Regions from separate parts of the Mus musculus genome. Here regions 2 and 3 are each linked to region 1. A link is a loop called in an ENCODE intact Hi-C map of the cell type or tissue named here. Cell type or tissue: gastrocnemius. All regions are shown on one strand. Each heading gives the region's core, and the rest is flanking DNA. Links, peaks and the distances in the headings are about the cores only.

Region 1 (11,243 bases), core at 3,525-8,524:
CTAACTCTGCAGGAGACTTGATTGAAGCATGCAAAGAACAGTGAGAGCTGGCAGAGAGTAACGCTGGATTTGCTTGTGCTGGGTGACAGAGTCATGAGCTCCAAAGTCATTAAGAGCCTGCAATAAATGATAGATGAGTCCCTAAGAGTGAAGTGAACAGAAAAGAGCAGTCTTCATACAACACCTTGGTGATGGCTGTGAAGAAGAAAACAACTCTAAGTTCCATTGTCTTATACTTGAAGGGACCACCCTGGAGATGAGTGCAAATATAACTTTTATTTGCCAGCTGTAATTGTCATCTTGGAGCCTTACAGCTGAATAAGCTCACCCTTTACTAACTCTTTCCAAACTCTGGCTGGCTGGGTCAACTGGGCTGTTCTGCTTCAACCTCCTTACCAACCTGACTGATTCAGATTGGCTTGTCTGCTTCTGACCGAATTGTTGTGCTCAGAAAAATTGTCACTGAACTCCAGGAACTCAACTGAACTCAGCTCAACTGAGCTCTCCTGAACTGAACTCAAATGAAACTCAACTCACTTGAGTGAAATGAACTGCTCCAAACTGAACTGGACTCATCTGAGCTCAACTGCACTCAACTGAACTGCATTAAACTGAACTGCTCCAAACTAAGATGAAGTGCCTCTCTCTCCCTGCAGTACTCTTTAAGTAGCCTCTCTTTCCTGTCATCATCATAGTTGGGTTAATACTGTCTTTGACTGATTCTATTAAATCTTTCTCTGACTCCTCACTCTGTCTGCCCCTCAGTCAGCCATCATTGTTCAGGGTTAAAGGCATATATTAAAAGTCTATCTGTATTTCAGTCAGAGGGATTAAAGGTGTGTAATTCCAGGTTTTTAGATGTGATCCCTTGCCAGAGCAGTCATGTCTGGACTAAGATTCCTCTACAGATGAGAAAAGCAATTATTGTCATGGTGGCTTCAATCTTTATGTCCCTCCTAAGAGATGATACGTACTTGGCTGGACATTGAGTATACATTGTCTTGCTTAATTCTTCAAAGCAAAATTAAAGTAATTGCTATTGCTGCTATACATATGAATTTGAATATAGAAAATTAAAATGAATTGATTTTTCATCGATACTATTTTCTATTCAATTGTCCATTTATTTCTTTCATAATATTTAATATCTTGTTTCTTTTGCTTACTTTAGGTTCAATTGAATTTGGTTTGATTTAACTTATGCAGTTTCCTAAGATGGAACATTAGGATATTGGGGTTTCTCTTCTTTTCTAATCTATGGATTTGATGCCATAAAAATTGTTATGCCATCAAGTAGTCATTTAACATGACATCAAAAAATTGTTTTTCTGAGTTTTCACTCTTTTTAGTTAAAGATATTGTTTAATATTATTTTTCTTCTTTAAAAAAATAAATTGACATTTTACTGCTAATGATAGCTCTCTGGTCAATGTTATCAGATTCCATGCTTTCTATAAGTTAAATTTTTTCCAATTTTTTAAATTATTAGTTAAGATCTGCTTTTAGAACTGTCTTGTTTCTATGCACAGCATCTGTGAGTCCATCCTGTTTGCTTAGAGAGCCATGCTTTCTTGGTGTCCTCCATCACCTTTGGCTCTTACACTCATTGAGCTTCAGTTCCCACAGGGTTTCCTGAACCCTAAATCCTGGTTAGGACTGAGTGTTCCAAGTTCTCTCTGCATAATATCTAGCTGGGAATTTTTGTATTTATTCTCATCTGCTTAAGGAGGAAGCTTCCCTTTTGATAGTTGAGAAAGCACTGAACTATGACCATAGAAGAGTTATATTAGGAGTCACATTATTGCTACCTTTTTTGGAACAGAAGTATTTGGTTTTACCCTAGTTCCCCAAGTTATCTGTCTCTGGTTCTTGGTCACGCAAGCAGCTTTGACTGTAACCAGATACAATATTGGAAGCTTCATTTGGTAACAAGAGATATCCAGTTGGGGCTCTGTTTCATTCTTAATTGGCAATTTTACTTAGATTACTTTCATATATGTATTAACTATAGGAAGCTTCTACTCTATTAGGTTTCCTGACTTTCTTTAATCTGGTCCTCATTTCCAGTGCCTCTCCCTATATTCCTTCATGATTCCTTCTTTCCTCAGAAAAGAAGAACTATTTATATTCTATTTCCCTTTTCTAGGAAAATCTATCTGTCTGTAGTTAGTGACTTACTGCGTAACTAAGCTCTGTGGCTCTACATAGCTTGGTTATCATTGTTTTAACAGCTAACTTCCACATATGAGCACATACATACCATATTTGTCTTCTGGGTCTTGGTTACCTCATTCATGATTTCTTTTCCTATTTCCATCCATTTGCCTGCAAATCTCATGATTTGAACTTTTAATAATGAGAACAATATTCCATATTGCAAATATATTATATTTCCTTCATTTGGATATTTGTCTAGATGTCTATCTAGATAGTTTTCAATTTCTGGTTATAATTAATAGACCAGCTATGAACATGATTGTGTAAGTGTGAGGTAGAATGGAGTATCCTTGGGCATATGCACAAGAGTAAGAGAGTTTGATCTTGAAGTAGATCAACTCCTAACTTCCTGAAGAACCACCATACTGATTTCCATAGGGGCTTTACAAGTTTCCACTTCCACCATGAGTATTCTCCTTGCCACGAATATTATGGATCTTAGCCATTCTGACAGGTGTAAGATGGGATCTTTGATAGCACTGCACAGATGGATAAGGATGTTGATCAATTCTCTATGTGTTTCTTAGTCAGTTGAAATTCCTCTTTTGAGAATTCTGTGTTTAGATCTGTACCCCCTACCTTTTAAAATTATCTTTAATTACTTTTTACAGTCCGGTTGTTACCCCCTCCCAGTCTACCCTCCTGACAGTTACACAACCCATTCCTTCTCATCCCATCTCCAAGAGGATGCCCCCGCCCAGCCAACCCCACCCTGCCCTGCCAGACCTCCCCACTCCCTGGGGCCTCAAGTTGCTAGAGGGTTCTGTGCTTCTTCTCTCACTGAAGCCAGAACAGGCAGTCCTCTGCTGTATATGTGTCAGGTGCCTCGAAGGCTGCCTGGTTGGTGGCTCAGTGTCTGAGAGATCTCAGGGGTCCAGGTTAATTGAGACTGCTGGTCTCCATATGGGGTCATCCTCCACCTCAACTTCCTCCAGTCTTTCCCTAAGTCAAGCACAGTGGTCCTCAACTTCAGTATATTAGTTGGGTATAGTATGCTTGTTGGGCCTCTTGGAGGGCAGCCATGCTAGACTATTGTCTGTAAGCACACCATAGTATCAGTAACAGTGTCAGGCCTTGGATCCTCCCCTTGAGATGGAATCCAATTTGGGCAGTCTGTACCCTTTCTGAGGCCCTTGGTCCTGTGAAGGCTCAATACCCCAGTGTAGAGGAATGCCAGGACAGGGAAGCAGGGGTGGGTGGGTTGATGAGCAAGGGGAGAGGGGATTTGGAGAGGAAACTAGAAAAGGGGATAACATTTGAAATTTAAATAAAGAAAACATCTAATAAAAAAAATATATATATATTAGATATAGCTCTGGGCTAATTATATTTAATGTTAATTCTGTTCTCCAGTGAGGCACTGCGAACAAGGAATGAGTCAGCACTCAGGTGATTTCCTGTAAACCTGCTTACCACCTTAATTTGTCAAATAAAGGAGAGCTGATAATTGGGCAGATAAAGGAAAGGTGGAGTGGAAGGTAAGAAAGATAAGAAGGAGAAAATGGAAGAGAGAGAGGACTCAAAGGAGGAGAAAGAAGAAGAAAAGCAGAGGTGAAGCACATGGCCTGGAGAAACAGCAAGTTCTAAGGGGTCTCATAGATGTGGAAGACGGTAGTGTAGGGTAGGTCTGCCCAATCTAGCCACACAGCATGTATTCATATTAACTTAGTCGTGTTTTCATTGCTGTGGCATATTTGGGTTGGAGATTTACTGCAAAAATATATATAATTATTTATTTGTGTGTGTTTGTGTGCATGTGTGTGTGTGTGTGTGTGTGTGTGTGTGTGTGTATTTGTCAAACAATTCTGTCTTTGCTTTATGGAAACTTTTTAGTTTCATGAGGTCTCATTTATTAATTGTTGATCTTAATGTTCTGTTCAGAAAGCCTTTTCATTTGCCAATGAGTTCAAAACTATTTCACACTTTTTCCCCTTTCAACTCCAGTGTGTTTGGTTTTATGTTGAAGTCTTTGATGCAAATAGGCTTAAGTTTTTGCAGTATGATAAATATGTATCTATTTGCATTCTTCAGCATGCAGCCATCTATTCTGATGATCACCATTTGTTGAAGACCCTCTCTTTTCCCCCCAGTGTCTATTTTTGGCTTCCATATCAAAACTCAGGTGTCAATAGGTGTGCGGATTTATGTTTGGATCTTCAATTTGATTTAATTGATAGCTTGTTCCATTTTTTTGTGCCAAACCCATGGTATTTTTATTACTATAGCTCTGCAGTACAATCTGCGTTTGGGGACAACAAAACCTATATCAGCTCTTTTATTTTTCATGATTGTTTTGGCTATCTTGGGTTTTTATCTGTTTCCATATGAATCTGAAAATTTTTCTTTCAGGTTCTGTGAAGATTTTATTTCATTTTTAATATTCTTTACTTTTAAAAATATGTTGTCCCACTTTCATTAATGTAATAATTGCCTATGCTTTCGAAATTCAGTGTAACAAGTCAATATACCTATAGAAATATGTGCTGATAAAATCTAGCATCTGTTCTGTCATGAAATAAATATTTAACTTTATATCAATATATGTTTTCTCCACTTTTTCAATATATTCATATTAGAGAATCTATACTATCCTGAGACAGACATTCTAATTGGGCATGAAAAACACAATAAGATTAAGGGAAATTAACACACTAACACTCTTCTCTTTCATCACTAAAGATTTACTTCATATCAGAAATGAAACCATGCATTGTAGTTCAAAGTTAAAATAAGATGAAGTGTCTAATCTGAGATGCTAGTATCTTCAAATAGGGCAGGCATTCAAATAATATATACATATATCTTTTACACACTTCTATAACTCAGCTAATACCTGACAATCCTAGAGCATTTAATAAGAATAAGTAATGATAGTGATTATATAAAGTTTATAAGTAGTAACTATATATAATATCGTACAATGAAGGATATGTGCAGAGTATGTGTTTTGCCAATGTACTGGTTGGTTTGTGTGTCAACTTGACACAGGCTGGAGTTATCACAGAGAAAGGAGCTTCAGTTGGGGAAATGCCTCCATGAGATCCAGCTGTAAGGCATTTTCTCAATTAGTAATCAAGTGGGGAAAGGCCCCTTGTGGGTGGTACCATCTCTGACCTGGTAGTCTTGGGATCTATAAGATAGCAGGCTGAGCAAGCCAGGGGAGGCAAGCCAGTAAAGAACATCCATCCATGGCCTCTGTATCAGCTCCTGCTTCCTGACCTGTTTGAGTTCCAGTCCTGACTTCCTTTGGTGATGAACAGCAACGTGGAAGAGTAAGCTGAATAAACCCTTTCCTCCCCAACTTGCTTCTTGGTCATGATGTTTTGTCCAGGAATAAAAACCCTTACTAAGACAGACATTTTGGTGTATTTATTTTTCTTAGACATGCAATAATTGCAGTGAGTATTTTCTCATTGCATCAGGACAATACTAAAATACAAATGCCCTCTGTGTCAAGGTGTTGATTTGATAGTACAGCTGGCTGTACCTATTATAGCCATCATCACAAATGTGTAAACGTTGAAGAGAACACAAGATATCCAGACATAGAATTGAAGTCAAAGTAGGGAAAGGGAACATCATTTTAAAGAAGCAAAGGAATAAAAACGACAAGAACTGTATTTATCAAGTACAAGGTTTTTTACTAGTGAGGTAGCAGAAGGGGAGGATAGGTAAGAAAACAGCTGGGATCAGACCAGGGATATTTAAGAGGTTGACAGATTATTGCTATAAGACACAAGGTCAAGGGTGAAAAGAACTAAGAAAAGTCCAAATTCCTGGCCAGGATGAATAGGTGGGTATTTAAAGGAGTGAACAGGTTTAATGGAATGATGAAAGTTTCAGTTTGGGACACAGTGACTTTTAGTTACTCTGAACACTATGTACCCAAGCCCTGCAAACATACCCATCTTCTGATCTGTGGCTCAGAAGAGAAAGCTGAACAGAGAAGCCAAAATACATTACTAACAATTATTAAAAAGTATTTCATCTAGAAAATAAGAAACTACACTACTCGAAATAGTGCTGGGTCACTTAAGATTCCAGAATCTGCATCAAGGTTGTTTTCACTTAGCTCTCACAGAATGAAACCAATGTTTCAATGATTGACACACTCGCTTTAAAGTACTCCAAATCCACATTTTAAAATGATGCATTTCATGTAATTAAAAAAAACTTTTAAATTATAAATTCTTTTATTTAATTTTTAAAATGTAATAGGAAAAATAAAATATTTTCTTGTTGACCAAATAGTCACATGCCTTTTAAATTTAGATTTCTGACAGGGAAGAGTGCTTGTCTGTGGCAAGATTAATTTTTGCTCTGTCAGAACTGACCTGATACTGTAGCTATTTTAAGCACTAGAAATACAGGAGTGTTAAGCTTGCCAAATACTAGGTGCCATCTAGTGGTCATTGATGGTTAAGACAAATATCTAGCCAATTTCAAAAGTTCTTTATTTCGTCCATGTATACAAAAATGTATACACAAATATACAGATATATGCTGGCATTGTGGTAATTGCTATATTCTGATTGACACAATCTGATTATTGGTATTTTTCAAATAGTTAAATTTACACTTAAGCTAGTAAAATATATCCTTCAGGACCACTATTGGCTGGGTTAAAATGTTAATTAGGTTGATATTTCGAATTTGGGCCATGCAATGTTCTTACTTGATTTTATAATAAGGAATGCTTATGCATCTGTACATTCTGATTAAAATAAGTTTTGCAAAAATATATTGGTTTTCAGTAGGCTCAAATTTATATCTAAATTTTCCAGATTATTGAGAATGTCCTTGTAAAAGAAAGCATTGACTAGAAGAGTTTAAGTGATGTTAGTAACTGTCATAGTTAGTGATACTAAAGTGTAAAACGTATATAACTTTGGATTTGTATAGATGATAAAGTTTCCTGAGATTCTTTAGCATTGTGGAATTATTAAACAGAACACATTTAGAGCTATTGACATGCTTACCAAATTCAAATCCTACAGTAAGTAGCCCTAATCCCTAAAACTTGTTGAAGGGTGTAGATTAATAAGTTATAGTTTTCTGATAAATTTTAAATAAGCTTACTAATTTTGTGATGAATTGTTTGATATTGATATTGTAATAATAACAAAAATATATTATGAAAAGCAAATGAAATGACACTGTATCTTGCTAAATAAGTAAATAGTTGAAAACTAACATTATCCTCTTCATCAGAAGCATTGCATGTATGTTCACTCTTGTACCAGATCTACTGCAATCTTGTTACTTTAACAACAGTTCAGTATTCTTCTCTCTTGAGAAATCATATTCTATTTGGACGTTTGTACATCAATTCCATGGTAAAGTCAAATCTCCATATATCTTCTCTAATGTATCCCAGAAGACCACCATTTGTTTGTAGCAGAATTCATGAGCATAAACAAATGAAACACTTTGGACTGTCCTTCAGAAATGACTTATGTAATAAGCATGACCAAAACTCACATTGTCAGTCAACAGATATTTATTGGACATCTACTATAAAAATGAAGCCAGGGGTATATTTGTTATAATATATGCAATGTTGACATCTTTAAGTACATTGTATTTTGGGAATAGTTCATAAGGGACTAATAGATTGATAAATGCAAATTGTCTAAAATAAACCTCAACTATACAATTAAATAAACCTATGGGAGGGTAAATAATGGGTAACTTCATACAAAATAGATAAACAATTAAGAAGCCCTTAATAATTTTCTTGTTGATTTGAAAATGTTGAAAGCAGTGCTGTGTAGACATCTCCAAAGGTACCTGTTAGTTTAGTAAAGTAGTATCATAGCCCACACTGCCATCAAGAGTTAACATCTGTCTGCAAACTTCAAAAGTCAAATCCTAAGGAGAGCACTGACCCATCAATATAGCCCAATGACTCAAAATCCAAATGTTGGAAGAAATTTGTGTAACCAGGTCTGGAAACATTTAACTTTAGTAAAATGTAACACAAAGATTTCACTCTTCTTTACCAATCACTTTTCCTGCAAGGGTTACATTGAATCTTATGTGACTGATGAGTCTCCGATCTCCTAACAAAGTTTGAACAGTGCTATCTAGTGACACTGAGCTGTTAAAATCATATTTACACCCTGTTTGCTCTGTCTTATAAACTATAAGCTTAGTTGGAGAACAGAAGAAACACTTGTTTGTTACTTGGTATTTGTCCTTCCTCTCAGGTTAACCTCATAATTGTGAGGCTAGAAAACCATGGTTTTGGAGAAAGAACACAAATCTTTTCTCTCAGATGAGCATGTGATGAAAGTGGTCAGTTGGCAAGCTGCTTTCCCAGGGAGCCACTGGATAGGGCTGGAGGGGAAATGCTCCACACTGGCTTTCTTCCAGGGTATGGCCATAAGCCTCCCTCACACCTGCTCCAAATCACTCACGTCCAGATCTTCTCTGGTTACAGAATACAACTTTAACTCTGGAAGTGTGTATCACAGCACTCTGTTGCTAAGATCATCCTAAGATAATTCAAGGTCAGATATCTGGATTCACTTAATCCAAAAAATAAATAAATAAATGGCTGCAACCTTGCCATGCCAAATAGTAGGGATTATGGATAAAATATGGAACAAAGCAGCTTCCAGAACTCAACAGAATGCATATTGAAATAGTAAACACTCAAACATTAAGAGAATAGTGGTGGGTCCATATTTTGGTGGACATTAGCATGCAAGATACATAAATCTACCTAATTGATAACCAGAGTTCTTAGCCCTTGTGAGTATTCAGTATATCTTAGACAATATAATACAGAACACGCAGTATAGTTTTAAGCTTAATTTGGTAACATCCCAGCTCTTTTCCAAACTTGAAGACACAAAGGAGTGGGAAGTTTTGAAGAAATAGATTGTTAGATTCAGTAGAACATTTTGAGGATGCCACAAGCCATTTGGTAGCCAGTCATTTGAAACAAGATTATTTATGTGAATATCACTTTACATAATTTAAAGTTGTCTATAGAATTCCTACTTTGTTGTTAAAAACATTTATTTATCTAAGATGCTAAATTCCTTTTCTTTACTAAACTTGATTTTGAAATTACACTTTTTTCTTACCTGTTGTAAAAGTGAAACGTGGCATGCATCTTGAAACTCTAACTATACTTGCAGTTCTTTACAGAATGTCACTCTATAAATAGAAAGTTATATTACTATTACAGAGTGGGAGTTAGACAATAAAATGTCCACACAATTCAATTATATTTGCATAACCCTCATTATATTTTTTAGCACAATTGACTTTCTAATAGCATATGATTTCATTGCGGAAATAATGCTCTAGTGAATCAGAAGTCCTTCTCTTCAAAACTTGTGTGATTGTGCAATTAGAACTCTAGATTACACCCAATTAATAATAATAAACATGCTAATATAGGTTTTAGTTACAGTAGATGTTACCTTTGCATATTTATCTTCAGTATTTTAAATTTAAAGCAAAGAATGTCAGGCACAAATGAGGCTATGAATGTTTTTTCGGGTGTGGTCTGTACATTTCTGTTCTCTACCTTAACAGGTAGATATTACATTTACAATGTAGCAGTAAACTTGCTAGAAAAACTTAGAGGAAGCAGAAAGCATAAACTTGGAAGTGAAAAAATATCATGGGATTGCCTAATATAAAAATATAATTAATTAGAGAAACAGCTACTAGAAAGATAAAAGTATATGACAGCATATAAAAGAAATATACAATATCGGCTATATAAGCTTCTCTAGAACACCAACACCAACTGACCAACTAACACAAGAGAGAACACCAACTAACACAAGAAGATACATTGGTATTGGTAGGCTTAGAAGCCACTGCGAGGTTATTCTTTTGTTTTGTTTTTGTTTTTGTTTTTGTTTTAGTTTTTGTTTTTGTTTTGTTTTGTTTTGTTTTTAAGAAAGGTTAATAGGAAACTGCTCTGGTCAAAATGATAGCTCTACCTCTTATAGAGCTGAGATATTCTGATCTGTTCAAGGTATTCGAACATTGCACACTGTTATTGTACACTCTCTAAAAGAGTAACCCAACTAGGCCTGTCTCTTACCTAGTCAGACTACCCCTCAGAAAAGTCGATTCACCTGGTAAGAAGATAGGAGGAATATTTGCTCCTTAGCTAGAGAATGTGCTTATAGATCCCAGAAAGTCCTCTGTCTGGGCAGTTATTGAAAATCTTTATGCTAAGTAAGCCTGCTTTGCTCAGTTTTAACTCAAAAGTGGAATCCTTCTTTCTCCCTCTTTTAGTTCTTCTTCAGATACTGTCTAAATTTCTAAACATGCTTTCCCTAACATTCTCACTATTTTCTTTGAAGATCCCATTTCACCTTGAATAGGTGCTTGGGGTCGACCCTTGGAGCCAACTACTGTTGACCTAGCACAAAAGGAATGACTTTTTCTTTTCCTCTTCTTCATCTCCTTCTCCCCAAACTTGCTATGATGTAAAGATTGTCTGCTCTGTGATTTTTCTCTTAAACTGCAATAAAATAGTCCCATGCTTTCTTATGAAAGCCATTTTTAAATTTGTTTATCCATGTGACTAAGAACTTATGAAGAAGACTCATTCCCCAGTAACATGTATCTTTCTCAATTCTTTGTTTCAGCCACAGAAAGGGGAAGTAGTGTTATGGGACACATGAATCCACTACTAACACTTTCTTTAGTTGTTTTGCCAGATATTTTGACACGACTGGAAAAAAGTAAATACAAGAGTAACATGGGCTGGAATCTCTTCAGTATAATAATAAAACCTACAGAGGAGAGAGAAAGCAAAGAAACTGTGGATTTGCCTCAGGAGGCCATGAGAAGCATAGTGTGTAGATGTCCCAACAGTTGCAAGAGGTGGACCTGAGATCTCACTCAATGCAATTGGATCCTTGGGTTCTTTGTTCTTCTTGGGAATCTCACTGTGATCCATTATGTGCAAAGGGCTAAGCTATGCCTGAACCAATGAATGAGATGAGACAACAGGACACATCTTAAAATATTTCAGAAAAGCATAATAA
Region 2 (11,243 bases), core at 3,747-8,746, 130 kb before region 1:
GGTACCCAAAAATAAGCACTGAAGGGGATAAAGCTAATAACCAAGACTTGACAAGTCTACTGAGCAAAGATATTACAGCTAACACCTGGGCGGTGACAGTGGATCCCTGTCCTTCCACAAATGCAAAAAGGAGTTGGAGAGAAGTTGGAAGTGGTAGCAATTTAGAACCAGGAACTAGTGATCTTAGTTCTCCAAGGAATTTCAGCCCTCTGACTGATGATCATCTTTTTCAAGCTGACAGGGAAAACTCAGACTCTAGCAATCCTGAAAATCAGAATATGAACACACGACATAGAAAAAAATGGAACGTTCTGGAAACCCAGTCAGAAACAAGTGAGACTGAATCAGATATAGCCAAGCATACCAAAGAACAAGCAGAGTATAAAGACATGTGGGAAAAAACAGATAACAGTAGGAATCTGAAAGCTACTCCTACAGAACACTTGTTTACCTGCCGAGAGACAGAATGCTACGGACTGTCTTCTCTTGCTGATCATGGTATTACTGAGAAAGCACAAGCAGTTACAGCTTATATAATTAAGACAACATTAGAAAGTACTCCAGAAAGCGCGTCTGCTAGAGGAAAAGCAATAATTGCTAAGCTACCTCAAGAGACAGCAGGAAATGACAGGCCCATCGAGGTAAAAGAAACAGCGTTTGATCCACATGAAGGGAGGAAAGATGATTCACATTATTCCCTTTGTCATGGAGATACAGCAGGTGTAATCCATGACAATGATTTTGAAAGGGAGTCACATTTAGATATTTGTAATTTACGTGTGGATGAAATGAAGAAGGAGAAAACCACATCTACGTGCTTTCCTCAGAAGACATATGACAAGGAGAAACATGGAATTGGAAGTGTAACATCTATAGACGAACCTTCACAGGTCATTACAGGCAATCAAAAAGCTACGTCAAAACTGGATTTACATTTGGGAGTGTTACCAACAGACAGAGCAATATTCCAAGCAAATGCAGATCTTGAGCTGCTTCAAGAATTATCAAGGAGAACAGACTTCAACGCCGTTCCCTCTGCATTTAACTCAGACACTGCCAGCGCTTCTCGGGACAGCTCTCAAGTTTACAGACACTGCTCTAAAAAATCAGTACCTTCTTACGGTGAAGAGAAAGCAGTTACTAACACAACCCTCCAGTCTATTCCTACCAAATCAGAATATAATTGGCACCCAGAAAGTGAGGTCTTGGGCCATGCCATGTCTAAACCTGAAGATGTTTTCAAAAGTTCAGAAATAATGAAATCAGGTAGTGGAGGAGAACGAGGCGGGGGTCCGATTCTCCAACAAAAAGAAGGTAGCTTGGAAAACTCCCAGGGCCCGATGTTTTTTACCAATGAGCCTCTTGAGAATCTGGATGAAGCAAGTTCTGAAAATGAAGGGTTAATGCATTCTGGACAGTCACAGTGTTATCTGGGTGACAAAGGATTAGTGAGCTCTGCTTCTGCTACTGTCTCTACGCAGGAACTCGAAGCTCAAGGCAGGGAGTCTCTGCTTTCAATATCCACCAACTCTAAAATACCATATTTCCTTTTGTTTCTGATATTTCTTGCAACTGTCTACTACTATGACTTAATGATAGGCTTGGCGTTCTACCTTTTTTCATTATACTGGTTGTACTGGGAAGGGGGGAGGCAAAGAGAGTCTGTTAAGAAAAAGTGAGCTTGGCACAGTTGCTATTCTCTCTTGAAAGATAAGCTATTTAGTCCCAAACATTTGGAATGGCAGGAGAGACTATTCATTGTTCAAAGAATCAGTGCAGTTTTTCTCTTGAAGGATCATTTAAAAAGGAATGCGTATGAAGTTTGCTCCTTCATATAAGTAATTATTCTATATAGGACCATTATGCTTGGATCATTAAATACCTATATGAATATGAGATGTGAAGCACGTCAAGTTGGAATTAGGTACAGCTGTTGCTCCTTAGCAGGCTGTGAAGTTGAAATGCTTCATGTCTCTTCACTATTTAAAGTGCGATTTCCTGCAATCATTTCTTTCACAGTAAAGCTTTGGATATTTTTTTTCCCTGAGAGCACTTTCCTCCTAGGTTTTTAAAAAAATAGATAAAACATGGAGAGATATTTTTTCTTTTAGTCCCTAGAATTTGCCATGAAAATTTCATTTAGCACTGTGTACTCTATCAGCACATATTGATAGATCAAATATTAAAATTTCTGTTTATGCCTTTAAGAAAATACCCATGTACTTTGCAATATGAAAACGTAAATTGGAAATATGTTTTATGCACACTCACATTATACTTTATGTGCATACCATTGTATCTCTTTGTACCCATGATGTCAGGGTTTTCATACACCAATTTTAACTTTGTTTGTTTATTTTTATTTAGTTGAATGTGTAGACTGTAACACAAATGGACAATTTTAATGTTAAGTGTTGTCCAGACATGAAAATTCTAACATTCTATCATCATTGTTTCAAGGTGATTTTGCACCTACCTTGTAGTTCTTAACCTGTGGGTTACAACCCCTTTGGAGGCTGCATATCAGATATTTATGTTATCATTCACAACAGTGAGCAGAATTACAGTTATGAAGTATAAACAAAACAAACTTATGGCTGGGGTCACCACAACATGTGGCACTCTATTAAAGGGTCACAACATTAAAAAGGTTGAGAACCACTGCTATAGAACATAAGGCCTTAAGTAATAATATAATAGATGCTAAAATGGTTTGTTCTTCCTGGTAGTTCCTTTGTTTTCGATTAGTTGTTAATATTTTCTTATAGTAGGGAGATGAATTTTATCCTAAGTAAATTTACAGAACAAACTCCTTGTCTGGTAATATCCATTTTGTCATCTTTGGGTTATGAGACAATCACTCAAAACTTTAAGCAGGCAAAATATGTATAGTTGAAAGCATACTGAAAACGAAGTGAACATAGACTATAGCAGTGATTTGGCTACTGTAATTATAGGTAAAGGTATAAAATAATGGAGCATTTTTTAGTTAAATGGAAATACTGTCAAGATTTATACAAAATTTATTTCAGCAATTTTATTGAATAATTGTAATATACAAAGCCCTGTGCTATTCTATGGGGGTCCTTAGATAAACTGAGTATATCGATCCCTGTATATAGCAAAATAATGTATTTTTAACTGGGTTGGAGTATGAAAAATGTCAGAGAAGGATTCTATTGAATGTTTATCTTTCATGGAAAGTTCTTTCAGGGAAAGTTAAACAGAAAATAGTATGATATTTTTATTTACTTATAACTATAAAATTACATGCCATCTCATATATCTCACAACTATAAAATTATAAGAAAATAAAAATCTTTAAAATGACTTATCATGTGATACTTAGTGGTTTGCTAAAGTTTCTTTACGTGCACAACTATTTCTCAAACTGGTAATTGCATGCTTTTCTCAAGGCTCCTTAAAAATGAGTCATTGGCTTTAGCTTTTTAGTTGACCAAATGCAAACATCCTGAAGTAGAATGCAGGTCAAATATTTGCTTTTTGAGAAGCATACTTCTATCAAATGCAAGTGGAATTCCTTTAAGCAGTCCTTAGAAATTATCTCTAAAATTGTTGCCCTCATATTTTTTTGTCAGGACTAAGTTAAGTTGGAGTTAAAGTTAGCATTCCACCAGCTCTTTATAGCTTAGAGGTTTTTCTTAATTCTATGTTTTAAGAGTTTTAGTCAACATAGCTTATCTCTGTAATGTAAAGGACACTATTTTATGAGCACCGGTGCCCCAAACAGAATTCTTCCCTTAAATGATCAGCGTAACTCCCTTTCCCTCCTCTATTTGATTTCTGGTAACATTAACTCACCAAAGGTTCTCATGCATTTGTAATAAAACAGGAACAAGCTTCAAAGGATTTTAAACACTATTTAGTTGTGTGTTTCTTTGATGCAAAGAAGAAATACTGGATTGAACTGACTTTTCAAACATTACTTATAGAACTTTAAATAAAGGTACAAGGACACTTGAAAGGACTGCTCTATGAGGAGGTTGAGTTTGTCAGTCTCTTTTGGTCACATCTCTATGATGAATAAAAATGAGTGTTAGGATGAACTTGTAGCCTCTGCCGACAAGGACTTGGCTATGGACCATCTTGGTAAAGGCCATTTTTTTTTTTTTTATCCATAGATGCCAGTTTCACATCTCACCACACTTTGACTATGGGTATAATGAGGGCATAGCAGAGTAATTACCAATGAGGATCTTTACATATGCCATTCTTATTTTAAATAAGAAATATGATTTAATCATTGCTATCCTTATCTTTCTGGGGTTCTCAGTCTTAGACACGGACCTCTAAAAACTAACTGAGAAGTTTAGCAATGCTATGTAATACAAAACAACAGTCTTTTTAAGAACTCTGACATCTAGAAGCTATCAACATCACAATAAAATTCTCAACCAGAATAAAATGACTGAGTGGTTTATATCCACTCTTCAACATTTAGGAATGTTGGGTCAGTAGAACTATATTTTCTTGAGGAGCTCTAATACGTGGATAATAAATTTTTCAAGGCCTATCTATAGTCAAATATTTGTCACTATTTTGTCAAAACAGGACGTTCTTTTACCTCATCTTACACCAGTACTCTGGTTAAGTGAAAACATTGTAAATGGCCAGACCAAATATGGGGAAATAAGTAAGATATTTTTTCTCTATCCAGTGGTAGTTATAGAGCTTTGAAAATATTTTTGTTTTACATTGATGGATGTTAATCCCTTTTATATATTAATAAAGTAAAAAGCTAAACAAACAGAGCTAGGGAAAATATCGGAGTTGACTCTACTTATCTCCTTTAAGATAGCAGGCTTTTCTTTTACATGTCCATTGACTCTGGAAACTGGACTTCACAGTAAGGACCACCTTTTTGGTGTTAACCCTGTCTTAAGTAGTTTCTTGCCAGGCACCGCCTCAGTTGTGAATCTCTGGAGAGATTAGTTAAAAGGGTTACTGTTATTCAATTGATTAACCATGGTTGCTTTTGTATTTTGGGGGGGGGGTTATAATAAAAATCTTGTCAGCACAACTTAATTTCCATCATTTGAAACATGTGTGATAAATATTCTACTGTTTATACCACAGGACTCAAACTTTAAAAATTACAAATTGGATTTTAAAGAAGCTACCAGCCTAGCTTGGAATGTGCACGTATTTTGAAATAAATTGTTCTATTGTTGTTGCTAAAACCTTATTAAACAAATATTTAAAATATTAATCAATTTTAAAAGTCCAATATTTTTATTTTATATTATTTTAATATGTGGAAAATTATACACAGAACATTGACTTTTCAAAAATTAAACAGTACATTGTGCAAAACCTTAATAAAAATTTCCCTATGTCGTTTTTACTACATCCAATGTTTGTAAATTGCCAGAAAATAAAGTAAGATGTCAATTACAGTAAAGGATTCTGGAATCATTTTGACTTAACTAAAGACCTCACAGTAGCCTGTGATATATAAATAAATCATTTCTCTGGTTTGATATTGGTGCATGTTTCTTTTTATCTCAGTATAAATCATTCTGTCTTCCACATTGTCTCCTTCAAACATTTCTCTGGTAAATTAAGATTCTCTTAATTAGTTCTCTTAGCCCTACACATACACATCCCACTGCATAGATTATATGATCATTCCACATCCTCTTCCTGTCTAGTGATGCACAATTTCGACATGTGATTCAAGTCCCATCCTTTCATAGTCTCCTATTATGGTCCATAAGATCTTTCTGTTTTCATTTCTCTGCCAATATTATCCTTTTTTTTCATTTTTTATTTATTAGGCATTTTCTTCATTTACATTTCCAATGCTATCCCAAAAGTCCCCCATACCCTCCCCCCCACTCCCCTATCCACCCACTCCCACTTCTTGGCCCTGGCGTTCCCCTGTACTGAGGCATATAAAGTTTGCAAGACCAATGGGCCTCTCTTTCCAATGATGGCTGACTAGGCCATCTTCTGATAGATATGCAGCTAGAGACACGAGCTCCAGGGGATACTGGTTACAGAGACAAAGTTTGGAACTGTGATGAAAGGATGGGCCGTCTAGAGACTGCCATAACCGGGGATCCATCCCATAATCATCCTCCAAACACTGATACCATTGCATACACTAGCAAGATTTTGCTGAAAGGACCCAGATATAGCTGTCTCTTGTGAGGCTATGCCGGGGCCTAGCAAACACAGAAGTGGATGCTCACAGTCAGCTATTGGATGGATCACAGGGCCCCCAATGGAGGAGCTAGAGAAAGTACCCAAGGAGCTAAAGGGGTCTGCAACCCTATAGGTGGAACAATAATATGAACTAACCAGTAACCCCTACCCCCACCCCCCCACAGAGCTCGAGTCTCTAGCTGCATATGTATCAATGTTATCCTTCTTATTGCTTGCACTGGACACTTGGTTATCCAAATAGATCAAGAAAGGAATACAAATTTAAAAATGTTTTTTTCTTCTGGTCATCCTACATGGTATAGTTTGCGGGGATGCTGAGCTAGTTTTTGTCACAATAATTACTCTTTTTTTGTCTTTTTAGATATAATTAAAACTGAATAAATATTTTAAAATACAGCTGGGATGATAAATAAGTTCCTGAAGATAAAGCTAGAATCGCAAAGAGAATTTGGAGAAGACATTCAAGTGATGGGTTGGATTTGGCATATAAGAAGAGGAAAATGGTGTTTTCTTCTCTTTTTCCTTAACAATTATTCTATAAAACACTTATTTTTCATGTTACAGCTTTCTTCCTCCTACACAAATATTTCTGTCATTTTATCTCATGGAAAATAAGTAAATTATTCTGAGTTCATGGGAAAAATACTGTAGCCTTTCATTCACTGGCTAGGGAGGAAATTAATGGGACACAGCATGTTGTCAAAGTAGCTCAGTGGTTTAACATCAACAAACATCACAAGGTATAAAGTGCAAGAAACCGAATCTTCTCAGCTGCTACCATGCCCTTTGAAAATGGCTGATCTCTCCAAGCCACACCTGCTCTGCTTGTCAACCCTCAGGGTAAGTAAACAGAACTTGGAAAAAAAAAAACAGCCCGTGTATTTTTAAAGAGGAAAGCACTTGTCTGACTAACATATAAAAGAGACTCTGAAAGCTCACAGCTATATAAAATACATTAAGGAGCAACTTACAGAAATTTGGAATTGTAATATATGCAAAATCTAAAAATTTATTTTTTGACTAATTAAGATAAAATGGTTTTACAAAAAAATAGTATACTTATTTTAGGTGTTTAGGCTAAAGAAAGAAGTATGCAGGCAGGGAATGCAATAGATGATTATGTGCCATTTCAGGTCCATCAGCAATTGGTCACTTAAGAGCAAAGAAAAAGCCAGATGTACCTCCACTATGTTTTAGAATTCATTAGCAGCATGTATTGGTTGACCTGGTTCTGAATGGAAACATATCTAATATTCAAAAGACACAACCTATAAAAGACAATATCAACCAGCAAAGAGATGACACAACAGAATATTAAGAGGCTGCTAGCTCTCCCTGGAAATACTTAAATAAAGCATAATATACTTTCAGCAATTTATGAAGGAAGTATCCATGATAGCATTTATATTTTGGCAATGTGTAAATGTAAAATATTACACACTTGAATCAGTTTCTTTACCTCCACATGATACCTTTATTGATTCTCTGAAAGTTTCACATCCTGTATCCTTGTAACAGTCTCTACCAGTCTTTCCATATCTGTGTCGCCCAACCATTGTGATCTCCCCTTCTCTTTCTCTCTGTCTCTCTCTGTCTCTGTCTCTGTCTCTCTCTCTCTCTCTCTCTCTCTCTCTCTCTCTCTCTCTCTCACACACACACACACATACACACACAGAGACAGACACACACACATACCATGTCCAATTTTTGTTATCTATATCCTCACTATAGTGTGGCCAAACAAACTGTGCCCTGCCCTTTAACTAGAACTTAGTCCATCTCCTTCCATTCCTCCACCAGAAGCCATGAATTTTGGAGAACTTACTTTAGCATCTAGGTCACACTTTTTAAAAGTTCTCTTTATCTCTGTATCTTCTCCCATGGGTATTTTGATCCCCCTTCTAAAAGGACTGAAGTATCCACACTTTGATCTTCCTTTTTTTTTTTTTTTTTTTGAGCTTCATGTGGTCTGTGAATTATATCTTGGGTATTATGAACTTCTGGGCTAATCATGTGTATTCTTTTGTGATTGGGTTACCTCACTCAGGATGTTATCCTCCAGAACCATCCATTTGTCTAAGAATTTCATGAATTCATTGTTGTTGTTGTTGTTTTGTTTTGTTTATAAGAAAGGCTTTTCTTTATATTGTCTGTACAAGGAATCCAGACATATCAGCAAGAGAAAAAAAACCTCACAGTAAATTGTGTCAAAATAATTCAAGGAAGCATCTGTTTGTTACTCAAAAACCTTAAACAGTCTGTACATCACTGAATTCATTGTTTTTAATAGCTGAGTAGTACTCTGCTGTGTAAATGTACCACAATTTCTGTATCCATTCCTCTGTTCAGGGACATCTAGGTTCTTTCCAGCATCTGGTTATTATAAATAAGGCTGCTATGAACACAGTGGAGCATGTGGCCTCATTACATGCTGGAGCATCTTCTGGGTGTATGCCCAGGAGTGGTATAGCTGGGTTCTCAGTTAGTACTATGTCCAATTTTCTGAAGAACCACCAAACTGATTTCTAGAATGACTGTATGTGTGGGCAGTCCCACCAGCAATGAAGGAGTGTTCCTATTTCTTCACATCCTCACCAGTATCTGTTGTCACCTGAGTTTTTGATCTTAGCCATTCTGACTGGTGTGAGGTGGAATCTCAGGGTTGTTTTGATTTGCATTTCCCTGATAACTAAGGATATTGCACATTTCTTTAGGTACTTCTCAGCCATTTGCTTTCCTCAGTTGAGAATTCTTTGTTTAGCTCTGTAGCCCATTTTTAATAGGGTTATTTGTTATTCTGGAGTCTAACTTCTTGAGTTCGTTGTATATATTAGATATTAGTCCTCTATTGGATGTAGGGTTGGTAATAATCTTCCCAATCTGATGGTTGCTGTTTTGTCCTATTGACAGTGTCTTTTGCTTTACAGAAACTTTGCAATTTTATGAGGCCCCATTTGTCAAAACTTAATCTTAGAGCATAAGCTATTGGTGTTCTGTAAAATTCATGAAATTTCCTTGATCCACTTAGACTTGAGATTTGTACAAGGAGATAAAAGTGGATTGATTTGCATTCGTCTATATGCTAATGGACAGTTGAACCATCTCTATTAGTTGAAGTGCTGTCTTTTTTCTACTGGATGGTTTTAGCCCCTTTGTCAAGGATCAAATGACCGTAGGTGTGTGGTTCCATTTCTGGTTCTTCAATTCTATTCCATTGATATATTTGCCTGGCAGTGTACCAATACCATGCAGTTTTTATCACAATTGTTCTGTAGTACAGCTTGAGGTCAGGGATGGTGATTCCCCTAGAAGTTCTTTTATTGTTGAGAATAGTTTTCGATATCCTGGGATTTCTGTTATTCCAGATGAATTTGGAAATTGCTCTTTCTAACTCTGTGAAGAATTGCATTAGAATTTTGATGGGGATTGAATTGAAACTGTAGATTGCTTTTGACAAAATGGCCATTTTTACTATAATCCTACCAATCAATGAGCATGGGAGATCTTTCCATCGTCTGATATCTTCTTAGATTTTTTTTCTTCAGAGACTTGGAGTTCTTATCATACAAATCTTTCACTTGCTTAGTTAGAGTCACACCAAGGTATTTTATATTATTAGTGACTATTGTGAAAGTTTTTGTTTCCCTAATTTCTTTCATAGCCTGTTTATCTTTTGAGTAGGGGAAGGCCTCTGATTTGTTTGAGTTAATATTATATCTAGCCACTTTGCTGAAATTGTTTATGAGGTTTAGGAGTTCTCTGGTGGAATTTTTTTGGTCACTTAAGTATACTATCATATCATCTGCAAATAGCGATATTTTGATTTCTTCCTTTCCAATTTGTATCTGTTTGACCTCCTTTTGTTGTCTAATTACTCTGACTAGGACTGAGCACAGGGTCCCCAATGTAGGAGTTAGAGAAAGGACCCAAGGAGCTGAAGGTGTTTGTAGCCAATAGGAGGAGCAATATGAACTAACCCAGGAACTAAACCACCAATTAAAGAGTACATATGGAGGGACTCATGGTGCCAGCTACATATGTAGCAGAGGATAGCCTTGTGGGATATCAATGACAGGACAGGCCCTTAGTCCTGTGAAGGCTTGATGCTCCAGTGTAGGGGAATGCCACTACAGGGAAGTGGGAGTGGGTAGGTTAATGAGCAGGGCGAGGGGAGATGGCATAGGGGGATGTTTGGTGGGGAAATGAGGAAAGGGGATAGATAACATTTGAAATAAAAATAAAGAAAATATCTAATTTTAAAAAGAGGGTTCTCTTTGGTAGTTTCCAGTATAGGCTGTTACATTTATTTATTTATTTATTTATTTATTTATTTATTTATTGTTTTGGGGTTTTTCCGTTTGGGAGTGCTGTGGTGGTGGTAGATGTTGTCACAGGAGCCTTCAATATTCCTCCCTCTCAAGTGTGTGTCTGCAGATATGGCTATCACAACTAAAGCAACCTCCTTGCTCTTCACCGTCAGTGGCAACAGGAATCAGGGGCCACCACCCTGTACACAAACAATGCCCTTTAGGCTTCTCAGACCATAGATATCAATATGTTCTTAGGTGGTATCAGAAACTACCCACATCAGCATGGCCTCCAGTGGCAGCAGAGTCCATGGTCGTTCATGTGGGTTCAGGTTGTAGCTTCTCAGACCATAAATATCTTCATGGCCTCTGATGGTAACACAGACCATGGACATTAACACGGACCCCAGATCCAGTAGAACCATGGACCCAGACATGGTCTTTGGCATCAGCACTGTTCTACACCATGGCCTTGGGTGGCACCACAGGACACTCATGTCAGTAGACATGGTCTTGAGTCACTTTATACACTATAAGAGTTTGCACTGCCTTTATATATGGTAGACAAATTGCCAATTAATAAACTAATTCTTGGGAAATCCATCATATCTTTTCATAGTGAATAAAAATTTTCACAATTTATTGAGTGAAATTATTCTGAGTTCTACCTAAAGAAGAAGAAGAAGAAGAAGAAGAAGAAGAAGAAGAAGAAGAAGAAGAAGAAGAAGAAGAAGAAGAAGAAGAAGA
Region 3 (11,243 bases), core at 3,895-8,894, 170 kb before region 1:
TTCCTTGTAAATATAACTCTAAGCCCATGGCATATTTAATCCTAATATTTAGCTATACCTCTTAATATCCAATTACGTCATAAACATTTTATTGATCAAGGTCTAATTTGCTATATACATTATCAGTAATATCTATCTTTAGGTAGGTTTATTTTTCTTTTAGAGATAATGCGGAATTGCTGACAGCATAACAGGAGAATTTTGAGTTTCAGCTTTATTATACTCAATGTGAAATATTTAACCCAATACTCTCTTGCTTCATATCCTCGGAGCTCTAGATTCACATTCTTTTATTAAATGACTAATTGATTGTAATTCACACTGTGTAGTTCACATAAAATGAGGTCTTGATACCTGAGTATTACACTAGCTTTGGACATATGATTGAAAAGAAATGAGATGCTGCTTTTGGTGACAAAGCTCTTTTCTATAGCAAGATCATTCACTAATACTGCATCGTTCAAATATCCAAGGAGTGAATGCCATGTCTATAAACTTTCTACTTTCTGATGATTTCTATGTCCACAGTTTATTGGCAGATTGTTTACCAATAATTGGTGTTTTGGGGGAAAAATCTGTCTCTAAAACTTTGTTTGGAATAGTGTCCATTAAAATTGTTTGACAAGAGTAGATCTAAAGAGACTGTGATTCTTTTCAATTTAGTTTTAAATGTAATTCTGTCATTCACAAACAGAAGTTTCTATGATTGAGAAAGTATAGCCTGAAATATTGGATTCAAGTAGACCACATGGGTGGAAAGTTGAGAAACAATGTCATAAAGAAAAAGTATTTGGACACTCCAGAGATCATTCATCAAATGGGGAAAAAAGGGAAAGTTCACAAAAGTTAATTATTAAAAATAAATCAAATCTAGAACAAATGAATTTTAATGACAATCCTCAAAGCCTGGTTAATTTGCTAATCATGATTCTAAAGCAAGAGAGTGTATGTGTGTGGTAGAATGTGGAGTGCATGGGCTGAAATCAAGCACTTTGTTCAACTCTCAGCTCTGTTACTAAGTGGTGGGATACTTCATTGCCCTCAATCTGTTTTCCTATGTAAAAACGAAGCCTAAGTGATTGCGAAATGTACCTGAATTGCTAATATATATGTATATATTAGCAAAGTATTTTATAGGGACTGTACCGAAAAGAGCATACAGTACAAGAGCAATGTTGGTTCCAATTGTTTTCATGAGTGGAATACAAGTCTCTAACTCTAAGGTCAACAAATCAGATCATCATTTAATTAAATCAGGCCTGTGTGCTAAACTCCCTGGAGAAGATCTTCATCTTGAGAAATCTTTGTAGATCTGATAGTGCATCCAGGTTATAATATGAACATCTCTAACAGAGATTTTGATATGTGCATGATAAATATGTGTATGTTTTATTTCTGGTCTATTTCCCAGTTTCATTGTGCTTTCAATCTTTTCCACTTTGTCTGTGCCTCCAGGAAACAGAGACTCTGAAGGTAGCATTAGCCTCCATGCTTTCTTAGACATTAGAAAACCTTGCAGGATGCCTGATCAAAACCATAATGTATCCAGTATTATTTATGACTCTGTACTGCTCCTAGCAAGATTATTACAGTTAGCTTTGTTCCTTGAATGGGTCTCTATCCAATAAATACCTCATGGCACTTTCTGTTTTTAAGTTCTTGTGCTCATGTCCCTTTCTGTGCCTTAAGAAATGGGAATAGCTATTATGCAACTGATCTGAGTTTCGGTATACTAGCCATGTGACTTATCCTGATTTGCAGTTTATAAATAGAGCTTTATAAATAGTCTCTTGGGATTATCTTACTTGAGTGTGCCGCCTACATCCTATTTATTTCGCTCCTGGATGATCTTTTTTCTTTATGGGAAAAAAAAAGGTACTCTGAAATGTTTTGTTAATAGAAAGAGGGTAGGGGAATAAAAGTGTAAAGCTTAGCTTTCAAATAAATGCTCTCCTTATGCTAAAATTACTTTATCTGAGCAGCTGAGGGCCAGGATAACATGTTAAAGTTGAGCACTGTGGATGTTTGAAAATGGGATATTATTCTATTGTATAAAAATGAAGCAAAGATTTCTGAATTTTAACTAGATACAAATATCAAGTCATGAAGATGAGTATGGTAGGGTTTTGTGGGTTTGTTTTTTGTTTCTTTATAAGCCTCATAGGCATTTCAACTAAGGAGAGCTCATTCACAGAGGAACAGAGTTCAGGCAGGAGTAAGAGGAGCTAAAGGGAACTGCAACCCTATAGGTGGAACAACATTATGAACTAACCAGTACCCCGGAGCTCTTGACTCTAGCTGCATATGTATCAAAAGATGGCCTAGTCAGCCATCACTGGAAAGAGAGGCCCATTGGACTTGCAAACTTTATATGCCCCAGTACAGGGGAATGCCAGGGCTAAAAAGGGGGAGTGGGTGGGTAGGGGAGTGGGGGGTATGGTATGGGGGACTTTTGGGATAGCATTGGAAGTGTAAATGAGGAAAATACCTAATAAAATTTTTAAAAAAAGAAAAGAAAACATTTTTTTTTAAAAGAATGAAAGCACTGGAGGTTTGATAAGTAAGAAGAGATTAGAAAGATGAGGTCACTCTGTGTTAGCAAAGTGTTGGCCAAAGGGACATACCAGATTCCAGTTAGGTAAAACTTGTCAGCTCTAAATGGTAGTAGCTAACATAAATCGAGAGACTACTCTTTGTTGAAAATGGGCAGTCAAAGCAGAAGAATCCGCATCAAGTAAACAAGAGCATTTTCAAATGTGCATCTAATTTATAAAGCCAATTTTGTAGACTATAGACACAAACTGTATCACATGTGTCAATAAACAAATCTACTGATATTTTCCTCATATGACCTATATGGCACTTTATGTATCTTTAAAAATGCCTATCTTAAACCCTCCAGTTTGCAATTATTTCAATTTGCTGCTCTGAAATGATTCGTGTGGCACACATACCGTACATGTCCTAGCTATGTAAATGAGATCTAACCCAAATATTTTCATTTTCTCCTGTTCTATGTCCCATCTGTTTCCACCTTTGGAGGGGAAATTCTCATTCATGGAATTTATGTAATTCAAGGTGTACAATAACTTACAATATTTATGAAGATGTCATTTGAAAGACAGGGTGCCATTGCAGCTTCTGATATTGAAAAACAGTCACCTCTTTCACTGCATGTTTTATATTTTAATTGAGTTCAAATTACAGATATTTTAAAGGCATCATGCTCTTTGAGTTTATCATTGTGTTTACCATTTCAAAACCTATTTCAGTCTCCATGATGAGTACTACATCCACTAAAATGTCTTTAGAAGCTTTTCAGGAATTAGGCTCATATACCTGTGCACATCTGTTTTCCTTTCCTTTTTTCTACTCGGCTGTATAATATTTTTTTAATTACTGCAAGGATTCAATTTTAGTATGTAGCAGTATTTTCCCACTTTCTTCATGTGTAGAGACTTCAGAAAATAACCCATGAGGTGATGAACAAAAAGTGACATTTATTGTACACATTTTCCCATCATATTCCCAGGACAGATTTCCTGTTGGTGGATTTTTGTGCTAAGGCATATGAGTATTTACATCTCTTCACAATTTTCACTTTACTTAACATTCAGCACCTGTAGTTGACACCTTTGTACTCAAAGTTTGAGACGGTAAGTCTCAGAAACTGCTAGATATGGTTTTTAGCAAACTGTAGATCTCTGCTAGTCACAGATGCTCACACATTCTACCGTCCAAATTTCCTTGCTTCATGGATTGACTCTCCTCAAGTACATACATATTCATTATTTCCTTGCTTTTATTTCTTTTGTGTTTACATCAATTAGATAAAGCAGACTTTTTATCCTTAGTTTTAATATACTTGAATAACAAAAATAATGTTTGACGACTCTTCAGACCTGAGCTCATCAACACATGCAACTTTAAACATCAAAAGTGAAATCTGGAACATTGTGGCCAGAGTAGCTTTGATGCTATCATATAAAAGGCCTTGGAGGCAGGCTAGCATAGTTGACAAGCCATTTGGACCTATTTATAGAGCTGACTTCTTTTGCAATGTCAACTGTAACCTTACACTTATTTTAAGCCTCAGTATCTCAGATATCAGCCTCTACCAGCTGTACAGTTTACTCTTATTTGATAAATCAGAGAGACCAATGGAGCCCGCTGAAGAACCTGGTCAGATTAGCAAAGATAACTTTTTAGAAGTTCCTAATCTGTCTGATTCTGTGTGTGAGGATGAAGAAGTTAAGGCGACCTTCAAGCCTGGCTTCTCCCCTCAGCCAAGCAGACGCGGGTCAGGATCTTCGGAAGACATGTATCTGGACACTCCAACCTCAGCTTCCCGGAGAGTTTCCTTTGCTGACAGCCTGGGATTCAGCCTTGTGTCTGTTAAAGAATTTGATTGCTGGGAACTACCCAGTGTTTCAACTGATTTTGACTTAAGTGGGGATGTTTTCCACACAGATGAATATGTTTTATCTCCACTGTTTGACTTGCCTTCTTCAAAAGAAAAGCTTATGGAACAACTCCAAGTCCAGAAAGCCGTGCTGGAGTCCGCTGAACACCTTCCCGGGTCAAGCATGAAGGGCATTATTCGAGTCCTGAACATTTCTTTTGAGAAGTTAGTGTATGTGCGCATGTCTTTGGATGACTGGCAGACACATTATGACATTTTAGCAGAATATGTTCCTAACTCGTGCGACGGTGAGACTGACCAATTCTCTTTTAAGATTTCATTGGTTCCACCTTATCAAAAAGAGGGCGGTAAAGTGGAGTTTTGTATACGCTATGAAACTTCTGCTGGCACATTTTGGTCAAATAATAATGGCACAAATTATATATTGGTTTGTCAAAAGAAGAGGAAGGAGCCAGAGCCTGTAAAGCCATTGGAAGAAGCACCTAGCAGACAAATAAAAGGCTGCTTAAAGGTAAAATCACGGTGAGTCCACGTTTTGCATTCTCTAATGTTTATAAAATGTTAATTTGCATGTTACAAGAAATAATAAATCTAAAAATGTGTTTCTTGTACATAAAAACAACTGTGTGTCACATGTAGCAGGTCAATACTGCTTAGGCAATACCATTCTCATATTCTTAATTAAGGAAAATTCGTGTGTAATACAGTAGTGGGTGGTAGGCATACTATTTGCTTTCAAACCCTGAATTATAGATGCTTCACTTATGAAATTATTTTATTTAGAATACATTTATTTGTAATGTTTGTCAAATGCCCATGCTTCACCCTGAAACATACTTAATCTATATAAAATTGTACTTCAATGTGTACCTGGTGCTCAGAAGTTTGTAGATTTTTTATAACTGCAATGAACATTTTAATTGCTTAATGGGCTATATAAAGACATTTGGCGTAATCTATACCAGATTAAATCATAACAAAAACTAATTTATGAACTAACAAGAAGACAATTGTGAGTGAAGTATACATTGCACATAAAACTTCATAATTATATAATTGTAACATTATGGAACACAAATTAGTATAATTTATTAAAAGTAAGTGGAGCAGAATAATAAAAAATGACCCAGATAGTAAGAACGATATTCAGCTATACTGATGAGAGTTTTGGGACATGACCCCTCATTAGTAACCCGGCTTGTCTGTTAATGTCGAAATATAGAAGTAGCCTTCAGCTCACTCTGTAGTACAGAGCTGGCTAATTTCCATGACAGTAGGTCAGCAGATAGAACACCCAGGAACAGTTAGATCCCTGTCTGCTCTTCCCTGCATCCCAAAGGAACAGCCCCCCTTGCTCTTCTAGCCACTGGTAAACTTTGATTATTCTCTGAGTGATAGTCCTAAGTATCCCCAAACAATTTAATAACTTCACCAGAAACATTTTCATATGTTGAAGACGAAACTATATATGTATAAAGAAAAAACACTCAGAGTCCAAGTACTAAATAGAAACTTTCAGAAATTACTTTGAGAAGATATTAATAATTTTATGTTTTAATGGATAAAGAATTAAGTAGTAATTACCAGACTTGTTGATCCAGTGGATTCATGAACTAAGCTAATATAGGTTAAATCAATTAAAATATAAAAAATAGTACACTTTTAATTTTATATTGATGTCATTTGAAAGAAGCATAGTCTACTTTGTGAGCTATTCCAACTTTCTTATTTCAAACTAAACTTTCTTAAGCTGTAATTTATATTATTAAAAGAGAAAAGATAATCATAGCCTCTGTATATGCTAAAATAAAAATTAGATGCTGTGATAATACTCAGTAACATTATCTGCAAGGGAAAAACAATGATTCAATGAAATTCAAACTAACCTCTGCACAAAACACTATGTACTTTTAATACTTTATTAAATACTTTTAAACCATGCAGCCAAGCACTGTTAGAGCAAGCAGAATTTAAGAAATGTAAAAATGTCTGGCTAGAGAAGCAGTTTTTAACTCAATATGTGCTTCTATGAGTAAAAATTCCAGCTTCAAAATGTCAAGCAATACATTCTGAACTGAGTTCAGGAGATTTCTGAGGAATAGACTACCCTTCACTTGCTACCCAGAGTAAAGAGGCCTGGCTTAATCATACACACTAGCCATGGGTTCTATATGTGTGTGTGTGTGTGTGTGTGTGTGTGTGTATTCATATACATATACATAATATATATATATATATATATATATATATATATACACACAATGTTCATGTATACCTTTGTATTCAGAACAGAAATCATCAGCTCATAGCAGACACCACTCAGATTTTAATATTTCTTTGGAGGAAAAAAAGCTGAGAAAAACCGAACCACAAAATGGTCTGAAGGCCTGTAAAGTTTCCTAATGAGTTATGGAAATGGAAAAACCTCTTTCCTTCGAAACCACAAATACATTTTCTGTACTTCTATAACTTAAAAATGACCAACATAATTCAAACCACATTTTGAAGAAAGCATTTGCCTCTGGAGGAGGCTTTCTGTACTGAGTTTCAGTCCAACATGAATTTTTACATCTGATTTATATACCACTCAAGATGGAGTGTATAAAGGAAATCCTGACAGATCCTCAGAACAGCATGTGCCATAATAGAATATTTATACAGCTTTCCATGATATAATTTATATGCAATGGGCTTTCAAATATACCTAAAACTCACACAAGAGAGCATTATCAAATTTCTAAATGAATAGTGCAGTTAGATTTTATTGGGAAGAATTTGGTTAGGAAAATAGAAGGCTCCCTCATTAGTATTATTTAAAAAAATGCACTTATGGTTAAAATAAACTAATACTCATTTGAGAAAAGATTATAGCTTCAAAATATCCTTCCTATAGAAAAAAGACTTGTAAGAACTTAAAGGTCGTTTACAACAGTTCTATAACAAATTAGTTTAGTTTTACAACAAATCTATGCTATTTGATTTGGAGACATTTCTTTTCTGAGATAAAAATAAGCAGAAATATACATGAATTTGTGTTTCTTACCTACAAGTAGATTAAGAATGTGCAAAATAACTCAGAGTTAAAATGAAACTTAGAATGACCTAGTGCACAGAGTTACAACTAACTTCAGTTACTCTTAATACCAAAGTTAATTTGCCATCAGTGTCTGTGAGATTGTTTTCTGAAAGTGTCAATAATCCATCCCTTCTAATGAGTATAGAGCTAACTACATCCACATATTGGCTGAGGCAAGATTTCTCTTATGACAATCTGCCATAGAGGCTTGGTATTTTCATTGTGGAAATTTTTCTTAGGTTAGAGATTGTAAATGTCTTTTTTTTTTTTTTTTGATATGGTGTGTCTGTTTTCACTTGAGACTCATTACTCTATGTGATTTGAAATATCTACAGAGAAAGAAAGTCAGAGTTAGTTACTAACAGGCAACTGACCCAGAGTGTCTAATATCTGTGAAAGGCATGCATCTTGACGGATTTGTTAGGTGTCACCACACATGCGACAATTGTGTTTGTGTAAGCAAACAAATGTACAGGTCCATATAAATTAAAACTATAATGCAGATACAGGATGCTTGAGAAATTAAGCATGTTTGTGTTCCAGCTCCTCAATAGCTTCCAGTTCTTAGGAATTTACTAGTAAATTATTAGAAGTTTCAGTTAGAACTCACTCAGTTGAGGAATCTTTAAAACCTATACTAAGTCCCCATATTATAACCTTTTAATTTGAGGACTTGTAGACATTCAGGTGGAAAACATTCTTTTGTTTCTTGCAAGCTTTTGTTCAACAAGAAAATTTAAAGTTTCAGTTTTCTTGAGATATGCTTGACCTTATCATAGGAGTATCTAAAAATGGGAAGAGAACCTAGTAAAATTTCTGTATTTAATAGACAAAAACTGAAGTTCTATTTTCTTTTCAGAAATGTTTTAGGGTGGTGCTTGCTGTGTGTCACAGCACACATGAAAACATGAAAGGACAACTTATCGGAGTCAGTTCTCACCTTACTATATGTGGGTTCCTGGGATTAGATTGAGGTCATCAGATCTGAGCAAAATTTTAAAGCCCAACTTGTCATCTCTCCAGCCCCCAGACAATTCTTGAACAAGTAAGAGAGACATTATTTGGGTCATTGAACAAACTCACCTTTTTTTTGATATTTTCTTTATTTATATTTCAAATGCTATCCCAAAAGTTTGCAAGACCAAGGGGCCTCTCTTTCGAATGATGGCTGACTAGGCCAACTTCTGCTACATATGCAGCTAGAGACATGAGCTCTGGGGGTACTGGTTAGTTCTTATTGTTGTTCCACCTATAGGGTTGCAGACCCATTCAGCTCCTTGGGTAATTTCTCTAGCTCCTCCACTGAGGTCCCTGTGTTCCATCCTGTAGATGACAGTGAGCATCCACTTCTGTATTTGCCAGGCACTGGCATAGCCTCACTTGAGACAGCTATACCAGGGTCCCCTCAGCAAAATCTTGCTGGCATATGCAACAGTGTCTGGGTTTAGTGGCTGATTATTGGATGGATCCCCAGGTGGGGTAGTCTATGGATGGTCCATCCTTTTGTCTTAGCTCCAACCTTTTTCTCTGTAACTCCTTCCATGGGTGTTTTGTTCCCTATTCTAAGGAGGAATGAAGTATCCACAATTTGGTCTTCCTTCTTCTTGATTTTCTTTTCTTTTTTTTCCCATTTTTTATTAGGTATTTAGCTCATTTACATTTCCAATGCTATACCAAAAGTCCCCCATATCCACCCACCCCCACTCCCCTGCCCACCCACTCCCCCTTTTTGGCCCTGGTGTTCCCCTGTACTGGGGCATATAAAGTTTGCAAGTCCAATGGGCCTCTCTTTCCAGTGATGGCCGACTAGGCCATCTTTTGATATATATGCAGCTAGAGTCAAGAGCTCCGGGGTACTGGTTAGTTCATAATGTTGTTCCACCTATAGGGTTGCAGATCCCTTTAGCTCCTTGGCTACTTTCTCTAGCTCCTCCATTGGGAGCCCTGTGACCCATCCAATAGCTGACTGTGAGCATCCACTTCTGTGTTTGCTAGGCCCCGGCATAGTCTCACAAGAGACAGCTACATATGGGTCCTTTCAATAAAATCTTGCTAGTGTATGCAATGGTGTCAGCGTTTGGATGCTGATTATGGGGTGGATCCCTGGATATGGCAGTCTCTACATGGTCCATCCTTTCATCTCAGCTCCAAACTTTGTCTCTGTAACTCCTTCCATGGGTGTTTTGTTCCCAAATCTAAGGAGGGGCATAGTGTCCACACTTCAGTCTTCATTCTTCTTGAGTTTCATGTGTTTAGCAAATTATATCTTATATCTTGGGATTTTCTTGTGTTTTACAAATTGTATCTTGGGTATTCTAAGTTTCTGGGCTAATATACACTTATCAGTGAGTGCATTTGTGATTGGGTTACGTCACTCAGGATGATATCCTCTAGATAAATCTATTTTCCTAAGAATTTCATAAATTGATTGTTTTTAATAGCTGAGTAGTACTCCATTGTGTAAATGTACCACATTTTCTGTATCCATACCTCTGTTGAGGGATATCTGGGTTCTTTCTAGCTTCTGGCTATTATAAATTAGGCTGCTATGAACATAGTGGAGCATGTGTCCTTACTACTAGTTGGAACATCTTCTGGGTATATGCCCAGGAGAGGTATTGCTGGATCTTCCCGTAGTACTATGTCCAATTTTCAGAGGAACCACCAGACTGATTTCCAGAGTGGTTGTACAAGCTTGTAATCCCACCAGCAATGGAGGAGTGTTCCTCTTTCTCCACATCCTCACCAGCATCTGCTGTCACCTGAATTTTTGATCTTAGTCATTCTGAATGGAGTGAGGTGGAGTCTCAGGGTTGTTTTGATTTGCATTTCCCTGATGATTAAGGATGTTGAACATTTTTTCAGGTGCTTCTCAGCCCTTCAGTATTCCTCTCTTGAGAATTCTTTGTTTAGTTCTATACCCCATTTTTTAATGGGCTTATTTGAATTTCTGGTGTCCAGCTTCTTGAGCTCTTGGAATATATTGGATATTATAGTCCCCTATCAGATTTAGGATTGGTAAAATATCCTTTCCCAATCTGGTGGTTGCCTTTTTGTCTTATTGACAGTGTCTTTTGCCTTACAGAAGCTTTGCAATTTCATGAGGTTCCATTTGTCAATTCTTGATCTTATAGCATAAGCCATTGCTGTTCTGTTTTGGACTTTTCCCCCAATGCCCATATCATCAATGTTTTCCCCACATTCTCCTCTATAAATTTCAGTCTCTGGTTTTATGTAGATGTCTTTGATCCACTTAGACTTGAGCTTTGTACAAGGGGATAAGAATGGATCAATTTGCACTCTTCTAAGTGATAACCGCCAATTGTGAATCTGAGCAAAAACAAAAAATAAAGGTATATATGATAGATAGCTGTGTGGCATCTTCCTATTCTTAAGAGATCAGGTTACTTTCCTGCCTCATAAGAATATCAGGATGGCCAGTATGAAAATGAACTAATATTGCATCTTTAAAGATTCAAATGTTAGTATATGTGTTGCTGAAGCGAGCACTAATACATTTTTTTTTGTTTTTGTTTTTGGGTTTTGTTTTGTTTTGTTTTGTTTTTGTTTGTTTGGTTTTTTTGTTTTTTTTTTGTTTTTTTTTTTTTTTTGTTTGTTTTTTTGAGACAGGATTTCTCTGTATAGCCCTGGATGTCCTGGAACTCACTCTGTAGACCAGGCTGGCCTTGAACTCAGAAATCTGCCTGCCTCTGCCTCCCAGGTGCTGGGCTTAAAGGCGTGCAC

The links. A loop is a pair of places that touch in the nucleus more often than their neighbours do. Peaks named below come from ENCODE experiments on the same cell type or tissue, not always from the same donor. Only the 100,000 strongest peaks of a DNase experiment are listed, where the experiment ranks them.
Region 2: it touches region 1 in a loop (4-fold over the local background); 2 of 42 quality-filtered maps call a loop at or near these places.
Region 3: a loop joins it to region 1, with 5 times the contacts of the local background. A loop is called at or near these places in 7 of 42 quality-filtered maps.

What each region holds. Positions count from the first base shown.
Region 1 is chr6:14,581,377-14,592,619 of GRCm38, reverse strand. No RefSeq gene overlaps it. Among named protein-coding and RNA genes, the nearest start is that of Gm38768, 21 kb to the left of the region's middle. In gastrocnemius, for the core only: a CTCF peak has its summit at 6,633 (motif pointing left); no DNase peak of the experiment used is centred there; H3K4me3 peaks cover 1,543 bases; H3K27ac peaks cover 4,276 bases.
Region 2 is chr6:14,708,080-14,719,322 of GRCm38, reverse strand. It overlaps Ppp1r3a (protein phosphatase 1, regulatory subunit 3A), which reads left to right. Exons shown (of 4, transcript NM_080464.2): 4 at 1-5,501. The coding sequence ends at 1,679. Among named protein-coding and RNA genes, the nearest start is that of Ppp1r3a, 42 kb to the left of the region's middle. In gastrocnemius, for the core only: no CTCF peak of the experiment used is centred there; no DNase peak of the experiment used is centred there; H3K4me3 peaks cover 1,243 bases; H3K27ac peaks cover 5,000 bases.
Region 3 is chr6:14,748,164-14,759,406 of GRCm38, reverse strand. Ppp1r3a (protein phosphatase 1, regulatory subunit 3A) reads left to right here and starts at 4,133. Exons shown (of 4, transcript NM_080464.2): 1 at 4,133-4,945. The coding sequence starts at 4,161. In gastrocnemius, for the core only: no CTCF peak of the experiment used is centred there; no DNase peak of the experiment used is centred there; H3K4me3 peaks cover 5,000 bases; H3K27ac peaks cover 4,994 bases.